Linked DNA regions of Mus musculus: regions 2 and 3 are each linked to region 1. A link is a loop called in an ENCODE intact Hi-C map of the cell type or tissue named here. Cell type or tissue: heart. All regions are shown on one strand.

What was found. Peaks named below come from ENCODE experiments on the same cell type or tissue, not always from the same donor. Only the 100,000 strongest peaks of a DNase experiment are listed, where the experiment ranks them.
Region 2: a loop joins it to region 1, with 4 times the contacts of the local background. A loop is called at or near these places in 12 of 42 quality-filtered maps.
Region 3: a loop joins it to region 1, with 2.4 times the contacts of the local background. A loop is called at or near these places in 7 of 42 quality-filtered maps.

The regions. Positions count from the first base shown.
Region 1 is chr3:145,901,736-145,909,735 of GRCm38, forward strand. No RefSeq gene overlaps it. Among named protein-coding and RNA genes, the nearest start is that of Gm35187, 15 kb to the left of the region's middle. In heart, a CTCF peak has its summit at 3,952 (motif pointing left); no DNase peak of the experiment used is centred here; H3K4me3 peaks cover 225 bases; H3K27ac peaks cover 1,115 bases.
Region 2 is chr3:145,643,477-145,651,476 of GRCm38, forward strand. Ccn1 (cellular communication network factor 1) reads right to left here and starts at 6,509. Exons shown (of 5, transcript NM_010516.2): 1 at 6,254-6,509; 2 at 5,746-5,959; 3 at 5,057-5,401; 4 at 4,721-4,935; 5 at 3,495-4,492. The coding sequence starts at 6,316. The coding sequence ends at 4,190. Gm17501 (a long non-coding RNA gene) reads left to right here and starts at 6,601. Exons shown (of 3, transcript XR_003954574.1): 1 at 6,601-7,444; 2 at 7,907-8,000. In heart, CTCF peaks have their summits at 4,747 and 5,927 (motif pointing right); DNase peaks (open chromatin) are centred at 4,815, 5,845, 6,565, 7,305 and 1 weaker place; H3K4me3 peaks cover 3,894 bases; H3K27ac peaks cover 3,260 bases.
Region 3 is chr3:145,755,641-145,763,640 of GRCm38, forward strand. Ddah1 (dimethylarginine dimethylaminohydrolase 1) reads left to right here and starts at 3,052. Exons shown (of 6, transcript NM_026993.3): 1 at 3,052-3,524. The coding sequence starts at 3,222. In heart, no CTCF peak of the experiment used is centred here; DNase peaks (open chromatin) are centred at 1,691 and 3,071; H3K4me3 peaks cover 1,944 bases; H3K27ac peaks cover 1,655 bases; H3K27me3 peaks cover 386 bases.

The DNA.
Region 1 (8,000 bases):
AGATTCTGAGAATGGATGAAATTGTTAAAGGAATCAAAGAACAGAACACATGGAAAGACAACTTCTGGAGTTAGAGCAGATGGAGCCATCATGTGGGTGCTGGGAATTGAACCTGGGTCCTCTGGAAGAGCCCAGTGATCTTAACAGCTGAACCATCTCTCCAACCCTGAAAGCTTTAAGTTTTACAGGTTTCTATAGGAGCATCAGGGGCCTGAAACAGCGAAGACATCACTAAAGGTGGTGGTGGGTGGAGTTGGAGGACTCATGTATCCCAGTTTTAAAACTTCAGAAGTAACGAGTCAGTGAAGGATTGCGTAAGGATAGACTACAGATGAACAGGTGACATGAGAACGTGGAAACAAACCCAGGTGCCTACAGTCAGCTTACTTTCAACAGGAGTATAGAGGCTGTGGAACAGGGGAGAGAAGAAAACGTATGCCCGTAAGCAAAGGAGTGAAGCTAGATCCTCCCTCTCACATCGCAGATAAAATTCAACTCAAAACAGATCAGAACTCTAATGTTAGGACTGTAAGGTTCCTGGGAGCGTTGTGGGTGAGCCAGTTAACAGTGCTTTCTTAGCAAGGACTAAAGCCTGGGTTAGAGTCACTGAGCTGCACTAACTAGGCACAGTGATACATTCCTGTAATCCTAGCATCTGGGAGGTAGGAAAATGGGACCAGAAGTCCACGGTTGTGACAGATGTCATAGCAAGTTCAAGGCAAGCATAGCTTACTCGAGACCAGGAATCCAATAATAATAATAATAATAATAATAATAATAATAATAAATATCTTAGAAGAAAACCTACTAGTAAACCCTCACAACCTTGGATTTGTCGTTAAATTCTTATGATACCAAAAATATAAGCAACAAATGGAAAACAAGCTTGGCATGTTAAAACGGAAGGCATTTGTGCTTCAAAGGATACAGATGAGGAAGTGAGGAGAAAATTTACTAAATGAAAGAATTTACAAACTGTGTACCAGAAAAAAGACATTCCTAGAATACAAAAAGAATTCTTTGACTTGATCATAAAAAAAAAAAAACAGTTTGAAAACAGGCAAAAGGTTGAAGAGATACTTCTCCAGAGAATATCTACAAATAAATAACCATTAGTCATTAGTCATGTGGGCAGATGTTTGATGCTACTGGTTATCAAGAATGTCCCAACTAAACTCACAGTGAGAGCCAGAGATGGCTCAGCACTTAAGAGCACTTGTTCTTGCAGAGGACCCAAGTTCAATTCCCACCACCTCTATGGTGACTGAACACCATCTTTAGCTCCAGCTCCAGGGAATCCAGTGCCCTCCTCTAACCTCCCCGGGCACCGGGTACACACGTGGTGCACAGACTTATGCGTCAGCAAAACATTCATGCACATAAAATCAATAAATCTAAAAAGAAAATTAAATCATAGTGAGGTACTCCTTTGCACTCACTAGATATTGGTTAGACTCAAAAGTCAGACTTGAGGAGACGGCTGAGTGGGTAATATGAGGACCTCAATTAGAATCTCAAACACTCACAGAACAAAGCTATGCATAGCCACACTCATACCTGAAACCATAATGCTTTGAAAGCAGAACAGAGTAAGAGCAAATTAGCTTGCTGACTAGCCTAGCTCTAGGCTCTGAGAGAGACTGTATCTCCAAGAAATAAAGGAGAGAGAGCAAAAGAGCTAATGTCCCCCGATAGCCCCCTCTGGTCTCCACGCATACACCGGGCAAGCGTACCTAAACATGCATGTGCCCATATAACACACACACACACACACACACACACACACACACACGGCAGAACACAGAAGCATACACACACATACACACAAAGTAAAACCGAATCTTAGTTAACACTCCGTCCCTCGCATACCTCAAAGGGTATGAGGGCATGAAATAAGAGGAATTATACCTAAGTGTTTGGTACCCAGCGTGCCGCTGCTCAACGCAACCTCTTATTTATTGAATGGGATTAATCAGCTTCTCACCAGCACCTGCCACTACACAGCGCAGAAACCGCCATTCCTGAAACTACCCTACCCTCCAATTAGAATTCTTTCTCTTTTGTGGTTAAAATGCATTGACAGAGTCCAACCCTGAAAATAGGACTTTGTGAATGATTGCTTGTGGAATGCCTCTTAGCATTGCAGTCCTTGAGAGAAAGGAAGAAAGAAAGACATAAAGACAGGAAAGGAAGGAAGGAAGGAAGGAAGGAAGGAAGGAAGGAAGGAAGGAAGGAAGGAAGGAAGGAAGGAAGAAAAAAAGAGCAAGCACTCCTTTTCCATTTTCTAGAACTCAAGTACCAGGAAAGCCAAGTTCCTGTGACAGCATAGCAGCCCGGCTCTTGGGTTCTCAAATGCAGCATCACAGGTGGATTCTTGCTGGGCCCCTCCTGCCAGGGTGGACACTGATCTAAAGAAGCAAGTGGCTCTTCCGTGGCGTAGCTTGCTCTCTTCCATCCCACTCTCCAAAATGCACTCCTTCCCCTACATACGTGTACTCCTTCTCATACCAGCTCTTCAGCTTTGGACCGCAGGCCACAATAAGCCACAGCTGGGGCCTTCTTGAGCCACATAAAGCCAAAACCTGTCAATGTGCTGCAAAGATGGCTCAATGGTTAGAACACTTGCTGGTTAGGAACGAGGGCCAGAGTGTGGACCCCAGCACCCACGGGAATGCCGAGTAGGCATGACTGCCCACCTGAAACTCCCATGCTCAGAAGGTAGAGACGGGATTGGCACAGTGTCCTGGTGTCCTTATTCTGCTATCACGATGAAGCACTGAGACCCGCAGCTTAGGGGAGGAATGAGTTTATTTGACTTACACTTCTGGATCACAGTCAGTCACGGAGCAAAGCCAGGGCAGGAACCCAAGCAAGAATTTGCAGCAGAAACCATGAAGGAACAATGCTTGCTGGCTCCCGTATGGGTTCACACTTACCTAGCTTTCTTAGACAACCCGGGACCACAGGCCACAGTAGGCTGGGCTCCCCTACAGCAACTAAGAACAAAGACAACCCCCCACAGACATCCCCACAGGCCAATGTGATTCGGCTACTCCTTCAATTGAGACTCCCTTCCCAGATGACCCTGGGCTACATCAGGTTGGCAGTTAAAGCTAACCACCGCGTGGGGTAAGCTGGCTGGCTAGATGCTCTACCAGTGAGCTCTAGATCTTACTGAGAGACCCACCCTCTACGAATAGGGTGTAAAGTGATAGAGGAAAACTCCCAGGGTTAATCTGGGCCCTACACACGCCTCATACACCTGTACCCACACATGTACACACACACACTTGCATGCATACCACACACATGTACACAGGATTGTTTTTAAGGTTTAAGTAATATATCATTGTCATAGCGCTGCACTCTTGTGGCTCTCTGGGACCAGGACATGTTATAACCTCATTCCTTTAATTCTCACAAATGCCTCATGGCGTTGTTGAGAAAACTAGGGGCCGGCCACAGGGTCTAGCAGCACGGTGTTACTATCCTAGCACTGGGGAGGCAGAGACAGGCCAATCTCTCCGAGTTTGAAGCCAGCCTTGTCTACACAGAAAGTTCCAGGCCTCGTTGGCCCCCATGGGTAGTCACAGATTTACTGAGCATAGATCTGGGGCTGTCACCCAGTTCTGTTCGGCAGCACAGCCCTTCTCCTCAGCATCGTCCTCTGCTCGATATTGAAAGCAAGTGTTCCAACAGAGTTGAAAATTTCAAATAATGACACAGCAAGGCACCTGCAGAGTGTTTGCTACACTTCCCATCTCTGCTTCTCCGTATTAATTCGTGTCTCACCGCCTGCCCTCTCACCGCCTGCCCAGCCCCCACTACTGCCACCACCACGGGCAACCCTTAATTTCTCCTCAGAAACAAAAGAAATCTAAACTATGTTTGCAGAGGTCAGTTTTTGCAGAAAAAAAAAAATTGTGTGGTCGCAGCGCCCTCTGGTGGTGGCATACTTGTTTTCTCGGTGACTCTCTTGGTCCAGAGAAGCAAGAAAGGACTAGAACCGCTACCCAACACCAAAGAACTAACCTGCAAGAAATCTGCTTCGCAGTGAAGCTGAGAAATCTGCCTTTTGTTTGCCTTTCCTTACTTCTACTTTGCTGAGACCCAGGAACGTGGCACCAAGAGGACCAGGGGAGGGCAGGAAGCTGTCAGGATGTGCCTAGGCCTGGGGCTATCTCAAGACATGGAGAGCACAAAAGCCACCTGTGATCTTGGTGATAGCTCTAATTGTCAGCTTAACACAATTTAGAATCATCTAGAAAGATTCTTACAGCTTGAGACAGGAAGGCACACACTAGTAAAGACTTATACGGTAGATACATAGTGCCGACCTCCTGGTTAGGATGGAAGTTAGACAGGAGCCAGTATACATAGAATGCCTAGGCTGGTGGTGTTCAAGAAATAGTTACAACACCAAGGAGGCTGGAGATAAGGAGTGGAGGAGGGAGGAGGAGGAGGAGGAGGAGGAGGAGGAGGAGGAGGAAGAGGAGGAGGAGGAGGAGGAGGAAATGGGATCACGACTTCTCACGAATGGCTTATATTTATAACCATGGCTTGTGGTTGTAGAAGCAAGAGAGTGAGGTGGCTATTTCACACCAGCATTCAGGAAGGAGAGAGGGAGGGAGAAGAGAGAGAGGGAGGGGAAGGGGGAAAGGGAAAGAGAGTGAGAGGAAGAGAGGTGAAGCCAGAACTGGGCTGGACTTCAAAGCTCAGGCCACTCCCCTCAGTGGCCCACGTCCTCCGGCTAGGCCCTGCTTCTCAAAGGTTCCACAGCTTCCTAAAATGTCTCCACCAGCTAAGAACCAAGACTCCAAACACACGAGCTGTGCTTCAAAGAATGAGACAGCGGGGAACACAGTACCCTGCTTAGGAGAGACTAGAGACTGGGAGCAGAGATTTAACAATATTGCCATCCAACAGAGAAAGTAGGGGTGGATATCTCCTTGCCAGAGGTGCCCTCATTACAAGCCAGCCTTGCCCTTTGCCACCGTTCCCTCTGATCTGTTGAAAGACAGATGGGACAGCCACCTGTTCAGAGTCCATGCCGCTGAGAATGTCACACGTGCTGTTGGCTGGAGAACAGATATTAAATCCTGAGGCGTATCTGCTTGAACCTCAATACCTGCCGGACATCTACTGCCATTGGAAGCACGGCTCTTTGACCTTGACCCAACTGGAAATGGAGAGTGGCCTGTGGACATTGAAAGAACAGAGGGAAGCCGGGCAGTGGTGGCACACGCCTTTAATCCCAGCACTTGAGAGGCAGAGGCAGGTAGATTTCTGAGTTCGAAGCCAGCCTGGTCTACAGAGTGAGTTCCAGAACAGACAGGGCTACACAGAGAAACCCTGTCTCGAAAAAAAAAAAAAAAAAAAAACTGAAAGAGCAGAGGGGGTGGGCTGGGGAGCCAGCCGACAGCAGGGGTGTGTGTGTGAGCAGAGAAGAGTCATTGGAGCGTTGATGGAGTTGGATCTGGAAGGGTTGTAGTTATTGATGTTTGTCAGAAAGTCTATGTTCAGGATGATGATGATGATGATGGTAGTGGGACCAGGCATGGTCCGAGAATCCATGCTGTGTGGTGCTGTCCTAAGAGCCAATAAAGAAGAGAAACAACTAAATCGCTGCCCAGGGAGGGTCCTTTAATAAAATGCTGCTCTACTCCTAGCTATACACGCTGCTTTTACGATTCTCTTCAGAATTGCAAAAACCACCATCCACACTAAAAGAATATGTCAGGCTTCATTTTATATTTTTTATCTTGAGACTTGCAGAAACGTTGTGCAATAGTGCAAAGGGTGTTCTTATGTTCCCTCCTGTTCCACGAAGGTGGACAGCTTACCAAGAGTGGGAACTAGGAGAGGTAAGTAAAAACGAAGATGATGGTGTGCTGTGCAGCCATGCATGGTTGCACGTGGGACACCCGGAATCTGGCCCTGTGGACTGGCTCACTGACTTCCTCCCTCAGGCTCCTGATGTTTCTTCACTGAAGTGGAAATACCATTATACCATAAGCTTGTGGGTGTTGGTAGTGCTTTGTTAACTCAAAACTTCGATCTAAAACTTGGGATATCTGGGCATGGAAGTATCTATCTTTAATCTCAAGACTCGGGAGGTTGTAGCAAGAGGGATTATAAATTCAAAGCCAGGTTTAGGTTACCTAGTGAGACCCTAAAAAAAAAAAAAAAGCAAACAGGGGGCAGAAGGGTTGTTCAATGCATAAAGTGCTTGCCACAGACACAGAAGGACCTGAGCTCAGAGCCCTGGCACACACATAAAAAGCTGAATGAGGCTGGAGAGATGGGTCAGCACTGAACGAGGGTGGAGAGATGGGTCAGCACTGAATGAGGGTGGAGAGATGGGTCAGCACTGGAGAAAGCTTGCTGCTTTTGCCCTTTTGGGCCTACATACATACCAACATACATACATGCTTACTCAAACACACATACAGGCATTGGTGTTCACACACACATGGAGATGGTACACATGAACTGCACACAGAAGTCCTTATCTTTGGAAGGACCCTTTGTATGTCACAATACTGTCTGTCAGTTAAAATGCTACCTTTATCTTGGTGTTTCGGTTGGATGATTAGACAGTGGGTTGGTTAGAGAGTTGGTTGGTTGATTTTGGTTGCTGTCTATACTCCAGTCTGTCGGGGAACTGGGGGCATTCTGAAACTAGCTGGTTTTCCAGCATGACTGAAATACAGATTTGACTCTTCTGAGTGAGGACTCTTATCTTGGTGTGTGTTGTCTAGACTCCCCCCCCCCCTCAGGTAAACATCTCAACCAAGAACTATGACTTTGGCACTCAAGTATCTGTCTTTGTACATTCGGTTAGAGAACTTAATCATAAATGATTTTGCCACACCACATAAGAATCATCTCTTCAGATTGGCGAGTGCTTGGCTATGCCAGCTCCTCACTCTCGGACAGCTCTGAAGACTTTGTGAGATAGCTCCGTGATGGTATTTCCCTTCTACCCTGAGTTTACCCCAAACTTATGAGAAATGTACCCAAGTCCAAAACATCACACTTAGTACTGATAAAGTGTAGAGGGAAGTCCTTTCTTGTATATAAACAACTGTGACTTCAATCTGGAAATGACTGTAGAAGGCAGAGCAGAGCCAGGGCAAGATCCCTGTGGGGTCAGAAGCTGCCTGGGGAAGTCAGGTAAACCTGGGGTCACAGCAGACAAGCACATCCCGAAGGGGAGAAAGCAAGGCGTTGGGCTAACCTATCAGCTTTACTTCCAAAACTCCTAAGCGCAGATGCAATTCTGAAGTGGAAACTTTGGTTTTCCTTAGAAAGCCAGTTGTGTCTAATGATGTTTCGCTGGGGCAAACACATGGAGGAGTGTTTTTCTAAAGCAGATATAAGTAAAAGGATGTTTTGTTAAAACAGACACATGAAAAAAGAAATTTCACTAAAGCAGACACAGGTTTAAAAAAAAAAAAAAAAGGTGTTTTGTTAAAACAGACATGTAAAAGAAAGTTTTCCTGAAGCAGACATGGATAAAAAAAAAATGTTTTGATAAAGTAAGTGTGTCAAAGGACACATGTGGGTATTGGTTCCCCTTACCTTGCATAGCTGAGCTCCATTTGTGGTGACTCCATAGAGAGAAATACACCAAAAAGCTTCTGTTGGTGTTCTGGTGGCTTCTTGCTGCTTCTGGAGACTCCGGCCAACTGACAAAGTGATGTCCGCTGATGCAGACTCACATGGAGTTGTGCTAAGGCAAGGCACGTGGTAAGGCAAGGCACGTGGTAAGGCAAGGCACGTGCTAAGGCAAGGCACGTGCTAAGGTAAGAACTGTAGAAGGCGCATGGTTTTGGAGAAAGTATAAATAGACAATGACAGGGGCTTACATAGCTAGCTTTGCGACATGTCATTGGTCTTGCTTCCTCACTGAGAGAGGCACAGCTGAGAACTTGTCCTGGTGTCCCTGGTGGTCCTGGTCTCTCCCACTGACTCGTGCCAATTCTGCTGACGCCTGG
Region 2 (8,000 bases), 260 kb before region 1:
GCCAACTCACTCTCTAGGACCAGTTCATGGGATACTGGGCTTCTGGTCGTCCACAGAGATCAGAAGAGTGGTCCTCCTTTTCGTGACCCCTCCTCTGTGAGAGAGAGGAAGTGAGCACCCCAGAATTCCACTGTGAGCAGGCAATGAAGCGCTTGAAGTCAAGAGAATAGGAGACATACTCCACTGACTGGGGTGGAAGCAATGGGCTACATGACAGACATGCAGGGAGGATGGAAAATGCCTTTGCAGCCACCGCTGGGAAATACAGCAAGTGAGGAGGCCAACCAACAATTCAGGCAAGAGATGGTGGCTTAGGTGTGCATGTTTGCACAAAGGAGAAAGGGGTCAATTCAGGAGCGTTTATGAGCAGAGTATGTGGGAACTGTAACACTCTAAAAAAAATACATTTGAGGATTTGTGAATGGAATTGGGTTTTGTAAGATTCCATAGACGTGAATCGTTACCGGTGAAATTATCACAAACGCCTGATCTTAGGACACTTATATCACTGTGTTTTAAATGTGTGCTCTGATTTAAATCATCTCTTAGGACAGCACATTTCATGAGGCATGGATTCCAGAGGGTTTCTGTGAGGGGAAAGTGTGGACCCGCACTGTGAGGTGCAGGGACCTCCACGGCCTCAGGAACTAAGAGCATGCAGGGGATGGCGAGGGAGGTTCTGGCCACGTATTTCCAAAGGCTTCATGGGAGTGAGAACCATAGGAAGACCTGGGCAGCTCTGACTTTACAGATCCATGTACTTTAAAGCAACAGCTTAGGAGGCAGAAGAAGAATATACCAAAGAAAGTATAGGATAATTGTCTGGGCTTTCCCTCCCTCCCCCCAAAAAATGCCTAAAGTTTGGGGCTGCAGAAATGGCTCAGAATTTAAAAGCCCTTACTGCTCTTATAGAGGGAGGTCCAGGGTTTCATCCTTAACACCCACATGGCTGATCACAATGGTCTGTAACTCCAGTTCCAGGGGACTCATCACAGAGTGCAAAACGCAGATGCGCATAAAATAAAAACAAATCTTTAAAAACAATTCCGAAAGCCATCTCCTCATGTTCACACGGTTAAGAAGCACCTAGCAAGCTAAGGACAGAGCTGGCCGTGAAAGTAGTCTCTGAATCTTGTGTGGCAGTCTTTCTGCTGAGTCACCTGTCCTTCTGCCCAGGACGCAGCTCTGCTGTCCCGAGACTGTGTTGTTGATAACCTATGCTGCCTATCACTCAATGGACTTTCCAGTAGTAACAGAAGCCTAGGAGAAGACATTGTGAACAGATTGAATATGTCCCCACTACTGGAAAAAAATAACCCTAAAGTATACTTTTCTAATTTTGACTTAGCTGTGTCCCTTTGTGGAATGGCGAGTACATAGCATTCATATGAGGCAGCACCCCAGCAATGATCAGGCTGCTTCGTGTCTCATAGAATATTTCTTAAAATTCATAGAATGCCTAAGACTCCAAGGTCATTCTATAACACTCTGGTCTTAAGTCTACAAAACAAAAAACCATCCCAGAATCACAAAGCCGGGATGATGGGGAGAGAGGCATGAGGGGGTCTTTATTATGGTTGCTGGTATACTGTCGTTAGTACATACATCACAATGCATGTTGATACAGTTGACTTCCATGTCATATCTGTAAAGAGAGTAGCTTTTGTCTTCACAATAATGGAACTAAACAAGATCTACTCCGGGTATACTTGATCTTGTATGGTCTGAGGACTGTAATTTCATTCTTGGCTGCTTTTGAGTTCTTCAGTATTTTCTGTATCACTGTATTTATATTTCTGTTGTACTTTCCTGTCCAAATAAAGGGGCATAATTTGCGCTCTACATATCATTGTGGTAACTGAACGTACTTGGCACCATCACTGTAAGTTCATGGAGATCAATGGCCTTTCAAAGATCCACTGTTTTTCTCAGCTACATTGTCCCTCATTTGGGACACTTTGCACAGACACTGTCTTTTTACCCATGCCATGGATCCATACAACATCATTCTGTGGTCTCTGAACAGACAGGAAGAGTCTGTGGGCTCTCTGGACATAAGGCAACAATTCAGGATTCATACTGGGGGTATTGCTTATGGATTCCAAGATCTGTCCATCAGAACTGCCCTCACAAAATCCTCATGCCTTCATCATCTTCCGCATGTTAGCATCACACACTGACCAGCCTAGCTGCAATCCACAACGAGGCCAGGTGGCGCTTAAGTCCCAAATACCATAAAATGCCAGTGCCTTCGGTGAGAAAAACTCACAGTTCTGAAGGTACAATCTGCAGTATTTCAGGCAGGGTACTGTCAAGATTAGAGACTTGTTGACTGTAGATTGTCCTAGCCATTCATCTCGAAAGCTCTAAGACAGATGCCGAGAAAGTGTTTTGTTTTGTTATTTTATTTTATTTTATTCTATTTTAGTTTTTTAGGTCTTTATTAAATCACCATTATTAATTCATCTATCTAGAAAACTCCCTTATACAATCCCAAGAGCTGTCTCCCTCCCCCACTTCTCAAAACACTTTCTCTTATGTCTAAGGATTCAAGTGCAGACTGCAATATCTCACTGTGGATTGAATGGGAGCCAGGACTGCCGGTGAAAGGAAAATTTCTCCTATAAAAGGTTTATTGTCAGCGCTTTCTAAAGATGTAGATTTTTCTAACACAGGCTGCTGGCTTTTTTTCACACACATTAGTGCAGCTGTCTCTACCTCTCCTAGACCACAGTCAGCCCCTTTCTTTTAGAATGCTCAGTGTCTAGCCTTTGACCTCTGGATAGCCCACTCTATCTAAATGCTCCTTCGGCCATCAATATGATGTGTGCTATTAAAGGAAGGGGGTGGGCAGCCCTGGCCCTTTAGCAACTGGAAAGCCCTTGAAATTCCTCACTGGCTTATTAGGATTAACACAAGTCTTTGCTTCAAGCTCATCTATTAACAAACCAGCGACCCAATAGGTCCCAGGAATTTCCCCTCGCTTCTGCTAGTAGCCAATGGTAAAATATTGAAGCAGCTTCTCTAATTTTTAGATACACTTCATCCATGCAGCTGTGGTCAGAGGTTACTAAAAGGTTCCCCACCTCTACTTGCACCACACACAGAATCACCCCGAAGCTAAAATAAGAAACAAGTGCCGCACTTGTTCGGGGTAATGGGGTAACTCTTAGGCTTTCATTTCAATCCTTGTAAAAATAAATCATTGTTTTAGGTTAACAAATTCAATTTCTGCTTCCTTTTTCTGCTTCACAAATGCCCGTGTTCAGTACTTCGCCCTCCAAGCTGACAGCTTATATGCCACCATTGTTCCCTAAAGATTTGCAAGGGCAGCCACTTTCCTAACAGTTCACTGTCACCCAAGTAGGGCACCTAGAGTAGTTCTTGACACATAGTAGGTCCTCAGGGGAAAAAAATCCTGTTGGAATGATTGACAAGAACAGTTGTTCCTGATTGCCTGGATGGGTTCTAAAAATACCAAACAACATACATTCAGATATTAGGTAAATATTTCTTTATTAAATGATTAATTTTATAAATAAATTCTCTTCACTGATATAAAATTAAAATCATTTACAAATTATTCCAGTATTACATTTCCCCTCCCTCCCCAAAAGCTACACTTTGATAAATAAAAAAACATTCAATCTTAAAACACCTGGTTTCTGTTTGCAGTTTTAGAGTGCAGGTAGCTGCCCCAAGGACACTCACAGAGTGTCCCCCCTCCGCTCGGGAAGGAATGAGAGGCGCTTTCATTTACTTCTGTCAAAGGACAAGCAGGGCTTTCACTTGGCCCAACTAATCTTATTTTGTCTCTATTACAATTGTAGAACCAAGAAAGGGGGGGGGGGGTCTGGAGCAAAAAAATACACTTAGCAAATAATTTACAAACAGAAAACAGAACGTCATCCGTAAACATGCTCCAATATGGAGCAATAATGCCCGCTCCAGTACTATGAAGCGAAGTCTTCTCCAACTGCGGCTGCGCTGCTGTCCGTCCACATCAGCCCCTTGGCATTCTCCAACTGCGGCTGCGCTGCTGTCCGTCCACATCAGCCCCTTGGCAGTTTTGAAATACCCTAATGCTACTCAAGAATGAGCAAGGCACCATTCATCCTCCGCCCACCCACGTCTCCATGATGCTTGCGCTTCTCCTCTGTCCAGCCCACACTAGGAACCCTGGAGGCACTTAGTCCCTGAACTTGTGGATGTCATTGAATAGGCTGTACAGTCGGAACGATGCCTCGTTGGGATGCGGGCAGTTGTAGTTACATTTGCAGGACTGGATCATCATGACATTCTTGGAAAACATCTCTCCATCTTCGCATCGGAACCGCATCTTCACAGTTCTGGTCTGCAGAGGTGTGCAGCACCGGCCATCTACGCAGGAGCCGCAGTATTTGGGCCGGTATTTCTTGACACTGGAGCATCCTGCATAAGTAAATCTGACTGGTTCTGGGGATTTCTTGGTCTTGCTGCATTTCTTGCCCTTCTGGAAGAAAGAACAAAAGAAAGCCAAGAATGAGGATTGTTGTTTTTTTGTTTTTGTTTGTTTGTTTGTTTGGAGGTATGCTTTTAACCACTGTACATAGTGTTGGGCTTCATAAAGACAATTTCTTTTCAGATATATCATGGACTTTTCTTTTTTTCTTTTTTGAACAGAGGCTCATATCCCACCCACCTGTGGGGTCATCACGGTCAAGCCCTGAAAGAAACTTACTTTTAGGCTGCTGTACACTGGTTGTCCACAAGGACGCACTTCACAGATCCGGGTCTCTTTCACCAGGCGGCACTCTGGGTTGTCATTGGTAACTCGTGTGGAGATGCCAGTTCCGCAGCTCTTGGAGCACTGGGACCAAGACGTGGTCTGAACGATGCATTTCTGGCCATGGGCGTGCAGAGGGTTGAAAAGAACTCGCGGTTCGGTGCCAAAGACTAGAAAGATAAAGGAAATGGAAGGCTTCTTAGATGCTTGCATACACACACTGGTTTCTACAAAGTTGCAGACCAAGAAAGCATTTCTGCACAGTGTCTTAAGGACTCTATATCCACTTACCAGGAAGCCTCTTCAGTGAGCTGCCTTTTCCAATTGCGATTAACTCATTGTTTCTCGTTAACTCCACCTCCGAGGCATCGAGTCCGAGGAGGTCATCCTGGTCGTCCAGGGAGTCCTTAATGCTGTCTTCATCACAAACCCACTCTTCACAGCACTGCCCGCTGACTTTCACCAGCCGGGGGTTGGGACAGCCCAGATTGGGGAGAGACAGTTCTTGGGGACACAGAGGAATGCAGCCCACGGCGCCATCAATACATGTGCACTGGTGTTTACAGTTGGGCTGGAAGCTTTCCCCGTTTTGGTAGATTCTGGAGTTATATTCACAGGGTCTGCCTTCTGACTGAGCTGCAAAGACGACCAAAAGAGAGAGAGGAGAAGGTTAAGATTCGCCGCCACAGGCTGAAACTCATACATATTTTCCGCTGTTCAATTCAATGTATGGTAAAGTTCCCTACAGTTCCCCCGAGACTCCAGAGCTGAACAATAAGTTAGTCAGGAATCACTTTTCCGTATGCGCTTTTCGTTGGGCCCAGACACTCTGAATTGCATTCCAGACTGCTGAAATCATGTGCCTTTCTGCCAAGCTACCATCAACAAAGCGTCCACCATACATGGTCTCAAAATTACTAAACTTCTGGACTATGGGGACTATTATTTTTTTTAAAGGGGCCAAACCACAAGCCTCTTACCTCTGCAGATCCCTTTCAGAGCGGTGGAGCTGGCGCCGAAATTGCATTCCAACCCCTTGGTGTGGTCGCAGGGCTGAGTTTTGCTGCAGTCCTCGTTGAGTTGTTTAGCGCAGACCTTACAGCAGCCGCAGCCGTCCCGGACCAACCCGACTCCCGGGGCGCACTTGGGTGCCTCCAGAGGGCAGTGGCAGGCGGCGGGGCAGGTGGAGAGCGCCTGCAAGAGGGAGAAGCGCGTGAGATTGCTTTGCATTGCTCGGGGAGGCACGTAAACTGCCCTGAGCCTAGGTCTGGCTGTGGGGCTCCGTCCACCAGAAGTGTCTCGATCGCGTCCCGGCAGCCTGACCACCCCAGCGGCTGCGTCCCAGGAAGAGGCCCCCTGGGCATAAAGCAACAGCTACCTCCGAACTTTTCAGTCTAACTTTCCCTGCGGTGAAAGATCATGGCCCGGGGAAAGGAATCGATGAGGGCAGACCGGGAAGCAGTGGTTAAAAAAAAAAATCCAACTCACCAGTCTGGTCAAGTGGAGAAGGGTGACGGCGACAGCGAGCGTCCTGAAGGTGCTGGAGCTCATTGTGGCGCGCAGGAGGAACCGGGGCGAGCGCGGCGACACAGAACCAACAAGCCGGCGAGCAGCGGGATCAAATGCGCCCGGAGTGCGGTGAGGCGAGGGCCGAGGCGGCGGGTGTCCTTCTCTCGAGGTGCTGGCGGAGGAGGCGCAGAGATTGCAGGCGCTTCTCTGGGGCGCTCTCGCTCACGGTCTGCCCCAGCGCCGGGAGCCCGCCCTTTATAATGCCTGCCTAGGCGCCGCGTGTTGCAGTGACGTAGCTCTGTCGGCGCGTTCTAGAATTCTCAAACATCTCAGGAATGTTGGTTGGCGCGGGCTGCTGCCAAGCACCTCCCCTGGCTCCGTTGCACCTTTTCCCCCCTCTTCTCAGATCCATCAGAGAGAAAAAAAAGTTCGTTTTTTTCCACTTTAAATAACAACTTCCTTTGGGGAGGGCGGGATGCTTGGGGCGCGAGGGTGATGATTTTGATTGAAGAGGGTATATGGGGGGGGGGGGCGTGGTGTATGTGTTGGTGTGAACCCTTCAGATCTTTGCCTAGACATGGGAGGGCGGGAGACAGAGGAACAAAAGTGGTTTTGTTTGGTGATGCCTACCGGGAAAGGCAGCGAGCTGTTTGCTTGTTTACAACCAAGGTGAGAGTAAAGTTATCTACTGAGAGTCCAAAGGGGAGGGGGAGTTGGTTTCTAAGCCAGGGATCTATTTGTGGACTTCAAAGAGGCATGCTCGGATCAAGTCCCAAAGCTTTGGCATGATGTTTATTAGCCAAGAGAAGTGTATTGCAAATTAATACCCGGAGTGGCATTTATGAATGGGGGGGGGGAGGGAAGCTTCCCTCTTCGCTGGCATATTTCCAGCCAGAGGTCTTCCCTCATCCCTCCCCCTTTTTTTTGGTATGTTGTACTTGTTTGTTTTTGGAGGTTCCCAGTTTTAGTTCCAGCCCACTGCCTGCATTGGAAATCCAAGAGGAAACGAGTGCAGAGTTCTCCCGGAGCCTGACGTCCACTTCCTCACGGATGCCGGAGGCCGGGTCAACCCTCCTGGCCTCTCTCCCTGGACTGGCGGCGGTGGAAACTGAGCAGCCAAAGCAGAAGCGGAGGAGACCACCGTGGAGTGACTTGTCCTGAAATCACCAGGTGCAAAAGCTACCGGGACAAAACAGATTCTAACAGGACCATTGTGCCCTGTGGATAGCTGGAAAAAAGACTCGGGGTGTTTGCAGACACCCTCCCCCACCGCCCCCTATGTGTCTCGCTGTGTGTATTTGTTTGCCCCCCCCCCGTGTGTGTGAGTGTGTGTGTGTGTGTGTGTGTGTGTGTGTGTGTGTCTGGGCCCGTCCATGTGTTTAACTCCTTTGTTTTGGATCACTTAGAAGCCTTCTTTTTCAAGGGTAGTGCAGTGGCTCCCTCCAAGTTCCGAGACATGAGGGATTTAGAAGGCAACACTGTAATAGAGGAAGTTGGGTTTTAAGATCTTATTAAACATACAACTGAAGACACCCCTCCCACACAAGACCCTATTTGGGGTTATTAATGCCATTCATAAACTGGGATAGCTTTTCTTCATTTTTAATATTTAGGGCCTCTCTGCCTTTGCAGCTTCGCGATCTTGCTTAAGAGAGCCTCCTGCGTTGCCTGTTCTATGAATGACTCCAGTGAGAAGGAGAGGCTGTTGCGCACACTCCAGTGAAGA
Region 3 (8,000 bases), 150 kb before region 1:
CCTTCGTTGAAGCCCTTATTTTAGAATCTGGAAGATGCTATATCAACATAAACTCAAGTCATCTGTCTTAGTTAGGGTTTTACTGCTGTGAACAGACACTGTGACCAAGACAACTCTTATAGAGACAACATTTAATTGGGGATGGCTTACAGGTTCAGAGGTTCAATCCATTATCATCAAGGTGGGAACATGGCAGCATCCAGGCAGGCATGGTGCAGGAGGAGCTGAGAGTTCTAACTCTTCATCTGAAGGCTGCTAAGAGAAGACTGACTTCCAGGTAGCTAAAGCTCATGCCCACAGTGACACACTTCCTCCAACCAGGCCACACACCCAAATAGTACCAGTCCCTGGGCCAAGCTTATGCAAACTACCACACCATCCTTGGGCTAAGGGAGAGAAGGAATCCCCTATCCACTGTGGGCTCTTCTGGGACAACCCCTATAGGATGGCATAGATGAACTTGTTCCTGGAAATTCTAAAAGCTAGTATCAGAGCTCTTGTAAGATGGCTGGAGCATGGGCCTTGGCACCAGAGCACTGGGGAAATGAATGCATGATTGACAGAGCCTAGCACCTATCAGAGATGCACCTGTCATGGGGTGCACCTGTCATGGGATGTACCTGTCACCAGTGCACCTGTCACAGGTGCTAGTACTTGGACTGCAGGTGCAAGCCACCATACCTGGTTCAAAAATATTATTCAATGATCAAAATGATCTTTAAATTAGTCGTATGTTACAGAACACGAGGGAGAAGTACAGCCTGGATTTTGAAGATGGTCCCCTTGAGAAGAGCATATTCCCATCTGGATTAAACTGCCATCGTGTCCGTCAGTCAGGCGTAGGGACAATCATCTTTTGTCTGGGTGTCTTAGAAGGGATATGGCCAAGTTGGTTTTCATCAAAAGGAAGAACATGAGAATGTTAAAAGGACTGTGAAACCAAATCAGAAGCTGCTTCCTGCTAGATCAGGCTTCAAGAGTGCAGGGGTCAGGACAGACTGCAGAGATAACAGCACTGCCTTCAAATATGTGAATAGCGGCTTGTGAAAGAACGCTGCCCCTTTCATCAGGAGGCAGAACTGAGACCAAGGGGATTGAAGTTCAAACCGAAGAACTTCTTAAGCAGGATAGATCCTCAGACATGGAATATTTCTGGTCTTGTTAAACAGGGCTTAAAATATACAAGCAAAAGGTTGACGCGGATACTGGATGCCACAGCTGGGTTTCAAAACACTAGACAAAATAATCAAATGAGAGGGTTTCTAAGGTCACAGTCAAATCATATGTGTCTGTATAAATACATACGTATGCTTATAAATATATGTGGCTTACCCAAGACAAGAGCTTCTTATGTATCCTCTACTGAACTAGAACTCATTGTGTAGACCATGCTAGCCTCAAGCCTCCCTCTGCCTCAATCGGACTTGAGTTTTAGGTGCAAGCCACCACACCTCGTTCAATTATAATACTTGATTATGGAAATGACCTGTACGTTAGTAGTGTGCTGCACCCCGTGGGGGAGGAGACTATCGCCTTAGACTATTTCAGAATTTTGGAGGTGGTCTCCTTGAGAAGAGCACACCCCCTGGATTATTTAAACTTTGATATGTGAAAGAGGAAAAAGAACAGGCTTTGTATCACCATCAAAGAAAGGACGGATTCTTGAGCGGCAAAGAGGGAAGGTCGAGAAGTGACAGGAATTCCGAAAGGTGTGTTCCCACAGGAAGGGCGAGGCTGTAAGGAAGCTGGAATCTCCTTCCGAAGGTCAAGGAACTGAATTGTGACCGCGGGGGTGGGGGGTGGGGGGGGCAGAGTTCTATTGTGGGAACAAAATGCTAGCTCCTTGCTTCTAGCAGGCTCTGGAAATAAACACATTGGAATCACATTTTCTTCAGAACTGATTGCACTGAGAAAAGTATTCTAGGGTCAATCTTTGTTACCTGAGCTTTAGGGCAAAAGCTCTGGGCGTCCCCGGGGACTAAGCTCTAGCACCAGTCCTCAAAAGAAGCGTGTTGGTGAAGAGCAGATAAAGACTTCATCCACGTGGCTTCATTACGGGGTTCGGAGACTCCCAAGTCCATCTTTGGAGTCCTGATGAGAATGTTAGCGAGAGGAAGTGGGGGGTGGGGGGGCGAGGGTTTTGCCAATCCCACTGCCCTGGTGAGATACAGCTGGGTTCTTGCAGTCTTCGTTGTTTAAGGTAGTTGTGGGGACTGGATGAGGTGGTTGATCCTTCTCGGAATGGATGCTGTAAGCTCATCAGGGGTGAAATGTCGCCCAAGGTCTGTTGTGACCACAGGTTTATTAAAACAGTGACTTTGAAGTGTATCTTGGGAAGCCTGGAATAGGACATTGTTAAAGCCCACAGTACCATCCCTCACCCTATCTCTGTGCCTTCAGCCTCGAATGGGGATGAGATAGGGTAGGTATGTGTGCTGGTTTCTAGATAAACACTCCTTTATTGAATGACAAGCCTAGTGCAGTTAAAGAAAAACGGAGAAAACAAGAAGAGGCATTCTTCCCACTTTAAATTGCCTTGTGGGCTTGAAGTATCACTGTTCCTAGATACTTATTGTAACTGTGTGTCTGTCTTTTGGGTTACTTTCTCCTGGGTGGGAAGAAATGCATTCTTTATACTATACTGAGTTTCACGTGGGGCAGTTGGTCAATTTGGAGAAAGTCGAGGTAATTTGGGTGAAGACAGGCTGCCACGCTGAGAACCGAGGTTCCACGTGCTGGATAAAAAGAGAAGAAGAGAAAGGGAAAGTTTATCCATAAACAATCGCCCTTCACCTGGTCCCCTGACCGTGAAGTCTTCTCCAGCAGGTCCAGTTCAGCACTGCCTAATTTCCAGGTCCTCATGGGGACCATGTGAGGCGTGCACCTGCGGTGGGATACACACACCACGGAGGGAGTCATTGCTGATTAAGTCCCTGGCCTCCGCATCCCGATTGACCCAGGCCGGTCTGCGGCAGATGCGGAGAGCATAGGAATAGGCCCGCGGGCGCTGGGCCGGCGCCCGGAGCTCTGGGCATGCTCAGTGGCGCGGGCAGGGCTCCGGGCGCGAGCCGGGCTCCCGCAGCAGCACATTCATCGGCTGCCAAGAGGAGCCGCCGGGCGCTCGCAGGCTCGCAGGCTCGCAGGCTGGGCGCGCGCTGCTCTCGGGAGGACCGAGCCACCGACTCAAACCCAGCCACCGTCGCCTCCTCTCCGCGCGAACCATGGCCGGCCTCGGCCACCCCTCCGCCTTCGGCCGGGCCACCCACGCCGTGGTGCGGGCTCCGCCCGAGTCCCTGTGCCGCCACGCGCTGAGGCGCTCGCAGGGCGAGGAGGTGGATTTCGCTCGCGCCGAGCGCCAGCACGAGCTCTACGTGGGCGTGCTGGGCAGCAAGCTGGGGCTGCAGGTGGTGCAGCTGCCCGCCGACGAGAGCCTGCCCGACTGCGTGTTCGTGGAGGACGTGGCCGTCGTGTGCGAGGAGACGGCCCTCATCACCCGCCCCGGGGCGCCCAGCCGCAGGAAGGAGGTAACGGGCCAGCCCCCGGGCAGACGACGCGAGGGGCGCGGCCGAGGGGGGACGCTCGTGGAACTGACCCCGCGGGCTCAGTTCCCAACTTCCCACCGCCGGACTCCGGGCGGCGTGGCTGGGTGTGGGAAATCCGAGCCAGATAACTTCATTGTTCACACCTCCTCGCAGTCGGGGAGCCTTTGAGTCGATCTCAGTTGGAGTGTAGTGACGAGGACTTGGGCAGGTGGCTGGGCTGGAGACCCAGAGCGCCAGAGGTTCTATCTTGCAAATTACACAGCGCTGAGGACAATGCTACTCTTGTTTCCTTGCCAGTGAGGACAGAGAAGGGTCCTCCCGGAGGGCAGGTGGAGGCTTGGGGGGGGGGGGTCCCCAAGTCCTGCAGGGATTCCTTTGGGGGAGCTCCTGGCAGGGCGGACCAGGTGACACCAGGCAGAGACTATGCCCAGAGACCCAAGGAATTCAAGTTACTTTTCAGTGGTGGCGAGTGAGTCTTGAAGAACTGGCAAGCGAATGTGTTCAGCGTTTTGTTAGTGAGCTGTGTTTAAATGTGTTTGTGAATGGGCCGGGTTTGAAAAGCTGTGCTTGCTGCGGGGTGCTCCGTTTCATTAGCAATGGGAGGTTTTTTGGTTTTTGTTTTTGTTTTTTTAATAAGTTCTGTCATTTTAATCTCTCTCTCCCCTCTCTCTCTGCAATTAAGACTGCTTTTTGTTTTCTTCAAGGGGCCAACACATTATCGTATCTTGTAGAAATGGCTGTAACTGCTTTAAAAATAATGTAGGTTAGTGGGAGAGAGGCACAGACACACGAGTTTAGATTTTAAAATGCCATCTGGCCTGGGATTTTTCTGACTGCCAGAGAAGAGCCCAGCCTTAAGATTCTCCCACACTCTTGGCATCCAGCAGTGTGACACGATGCAGGTGGTTTTTTTCCTATCTGAGGGGTTTTCTTCCTTGTTTTTGTTTGTTTTGTTTGTTTTTTTTCACTTTTCTGTCGCATTGCAAGTAGTTCTTTGGGCTTATGATTTAAATATGCCTATTCCACCCTTGATCTGCTTGCCTGGTGAAATCCTAGAGATTGAGTATAATCAAAGTCTACCTATTTGCCATTTAGGTAGCTCTTCTCTCTACACTTCAAAAGTAGCAGGTATCATTCTCTTAGCCTGTCCACTTTCCCTTTCCAATTTGACCTATACAAATGGCTTCCACTCTATTTTAACCTAATATGAATGTAGCAATGGTGGATAGGTTGGGATGCTAAATAGATAAAATAGACGTCAAAACTCTCAAAATGGTACTCGTCTAACAAGACTTCCTTTCTTCTCTTGACCCTAATCGCCCTTATTTAGTCCATCTTACTTCAGGAAGGTTCATCTCTATGGAACACAAATAACATATTATTTGTGCAATTAACTTTCCAAGTTCGGATTTTCCAATATAAGAGCTAGCAGTGATCTTTCTCCTGGTGATATTTTGATATTTTAAATGTCAGAATTTGACTCCACTCTGTAGTCAGCTCAGTGGACCCGTACTTGCCAAAGGTCACGCAGAACTCTTGTTGTGTTTTCCTTCTCTGTGTAGGGCATTGAACTCAGGACCTTGCCAACAGTAGGTAAGCATTCTACCTCTGAGCTGTAGCTTCTGTTTCCCAGGGGGAGGGAAGGCAAGCCACCTCCATGCTTTGGGCTACATCTTGATCTGCTCAGTGGCACTGTCATGATCTCTCTATAAAGCACTTTTACTCCTGCACATATGGGTCTGTGTTGATAGGGTAAGGTAAGGCACCTCCTAGCTGGAGAGGAGATGACAGTCATGGTTGGGTAGGGTGCTCCTGGCAAACAGGGGTATGCAGGGTGATGCTCGCTAATATCTCTCACAGCGCGGTGTGCCACCTTCACAGGAATTGATGCCTGATGAATGGATAAATGGATACATGGATGTTTGAGATGAACGAAAAGTATTGAACTTCAAGTGTTGATACTTAATGAATCAAGTGTTGATGCTTACTGAATTGAATCAAGTGTTGATAATGAATGAAATACTGAACAGACAAGCTGATAGTAATCTCAGTTATTGATGCTCATTGGGTGGATGAATGGATAGATGGATGAAGAACTTATGAGCTTCAGTATAGATGCTTATTGAACAAATGAGTGAATCCATCAGTAAGTCAACAAAATGGTAAACAGACAAGCAAGTGGTAACTCCAGGGTCCTTTTTGGATCTAGATGCAGTGGTTGGTGTGTGTGTGTGTGTGTGTGTGTGTGTGTGTGTGTGTGTGTGTGTGGTGTGTGAAAACCTACAGCAGTTGTTTTAAAAATCCCATCATTGGTATTCCTGTCCCTGGCCGCTTTATTCTCTCTTACATTTCCACACCAAGGCCAAGGTCAACTCAAATTTGATTCTCCCCTGAACAAAGTTCCTGGAGGGCCACTGCTGAGCTGGCCACTGCTGACCTGGGCTCTGCTTGCCTTTCCAGCTTTAGCTTCACTTCTACATCTTTTCCTCAAAGCACCCCCCAACACTTGGCTCAGATTCTGTTCTTTCATTCCCAGAGCCTCCTCTCTGGTTTTCATTTATTGGAAACACATTTATCAGGAACAACTCCTATTCCTTTTCTTCCCTCTCCTCCTCCCTCTCCCCTCCACCTCTCCCTCCTCCTCTCTCTTCCCTCCTCCTCTCCTTCCTTCCTCTCTCTTCCTCCTCCTCCTCTCCCCTCCTCCTCTTCCCTCTGCCTAGCTGTCCTTGGCCTGCTGTCACCATTAATACCATTTTAGCTAACATTTATTGGATGCTTGCCACTTGGCCACAAACTGCCAGGTCTGTGTCGTGCATTTCATCAATGCTCATTCAACAGTATCGTTATTGATGAAACTAAGTCAGAGAAAGTGGATAGATTGCCCAGGGTTACAGGGGTGGCTCCAATAAAACCAGAGTCAGAACTCAGGTGTGCAGGATTCCAAAGCTCTGGTCCTGCTGTCTGTGATATTAGACATCACCTTCCCTGACCTGAACCATTTTTCCTTATGAGTGCTCTCCACTCCTCTCCCCTACCCCACCCCACCCCCACCCTGGCCTTTCTGATGTATCGTTATCTTACCCTCCCCTCTACTGTCTTAGGAGCTGGAATCTTGTCTACATTGTTTCACACTTGGTTTCCAAAGCCTAATATGGGAGAGACACACAGAAAATACTTTGTCGAACAAATGTTTCCATGATTTAGCCAACCTTATTTCTCTTCCCTTATGAGGGATTTGGATTTTATTTTGAGATAGGGTCTCAGGTTGTAGCTCCAGTTGACCTGCAGCTGGCTGTGTAGCCCAGTCTGTATTACACTGTGGCAGTCTTCCTATCTCTGCTTCTCAAATGCTGGGATTTCAAGCATGATCCATCACACCCAGTTCTACTCAAGATAGAGTTGGTGGAGTTGCAAACATTTCATTGTGAGCATAGGTGGTTTATAACTTTAGCCCTCTCTTCCCTGAATCTTCCTGTCATTTATTATTGCTTTGTTTTTAATAAAAAGTCTCGAGAAAATATTTATTTCTTAATCAAAGCATTGTGCTGTATTTAATAACTTTTTTTCCTTAGAAGAAAGAATGAAGACCCAAATTTAAATAGCTTCTCTAAGAAAACAGTGTTTTCCTCAGTTGGGTTTCCAGTGACTCATGGAGCTCAGAAGCTTTGCGCAGAGAGCTGCAGATTTAGTGACGACAACTGTGTGTATGGAAAGTCAGCAAACCAGTCACTGACAGCTCTGTGTCTTCCCAAGTGGGGATATTTTTAATAGGTTTAATTTTTAGGAAACAAATCAACCTGGAGAAGCAAATCGTGCTTCAAATGGATCCAGTGTACTTTAAAGAGAAAAGTCAACTTTTGAAGTCAAAGTCCAATAAACAAAGTATCTAAAGCCAGAGTAGGACTGAAGATAGAGTGAGGATTGAGGGACATTTTAATGATTAAATCTTCTGTGTAGATAATGATTGCACAAGTTCTCGGTGTACCAGAGGGTGTGTGTGTGTCATGGCCTTTCCCTTACTCTTACAACAACTACTGAACCGTTTTCTTACTTTCTTCTCAGAAGGGTCTTAGCACCTAAATAATGATTAACTGACACAGCTTGTTCAAACTAAACTGTGAAATGTATCCTCTGGCCTTTTCTCCCTAATAAGAGCAAGTTTATCCTTTCCCAAGCCAGTGGGATAATTCTGTCTAGGAGAAAACCACCCCACTCTTCCTGCAGTCTCTTCCTGCAGACTGATGATGGCTTTAATTATCATTTCCTCAATCATTTTCAGTTTTATGGACCTCTTTAGGAAGAGGATAGAGGCTTAGCTTAAGGTAATAAACCCACATGAGGAAATGGAGATGTAAATGATAGGCGGGGACAGTACAGAACACCTCCTCATCACAGAAGAGAAGTAGAAAGACCACAGGAGCCAGAGGGTGGGAAGAACCAGAACAAAGCAGTGCTTCC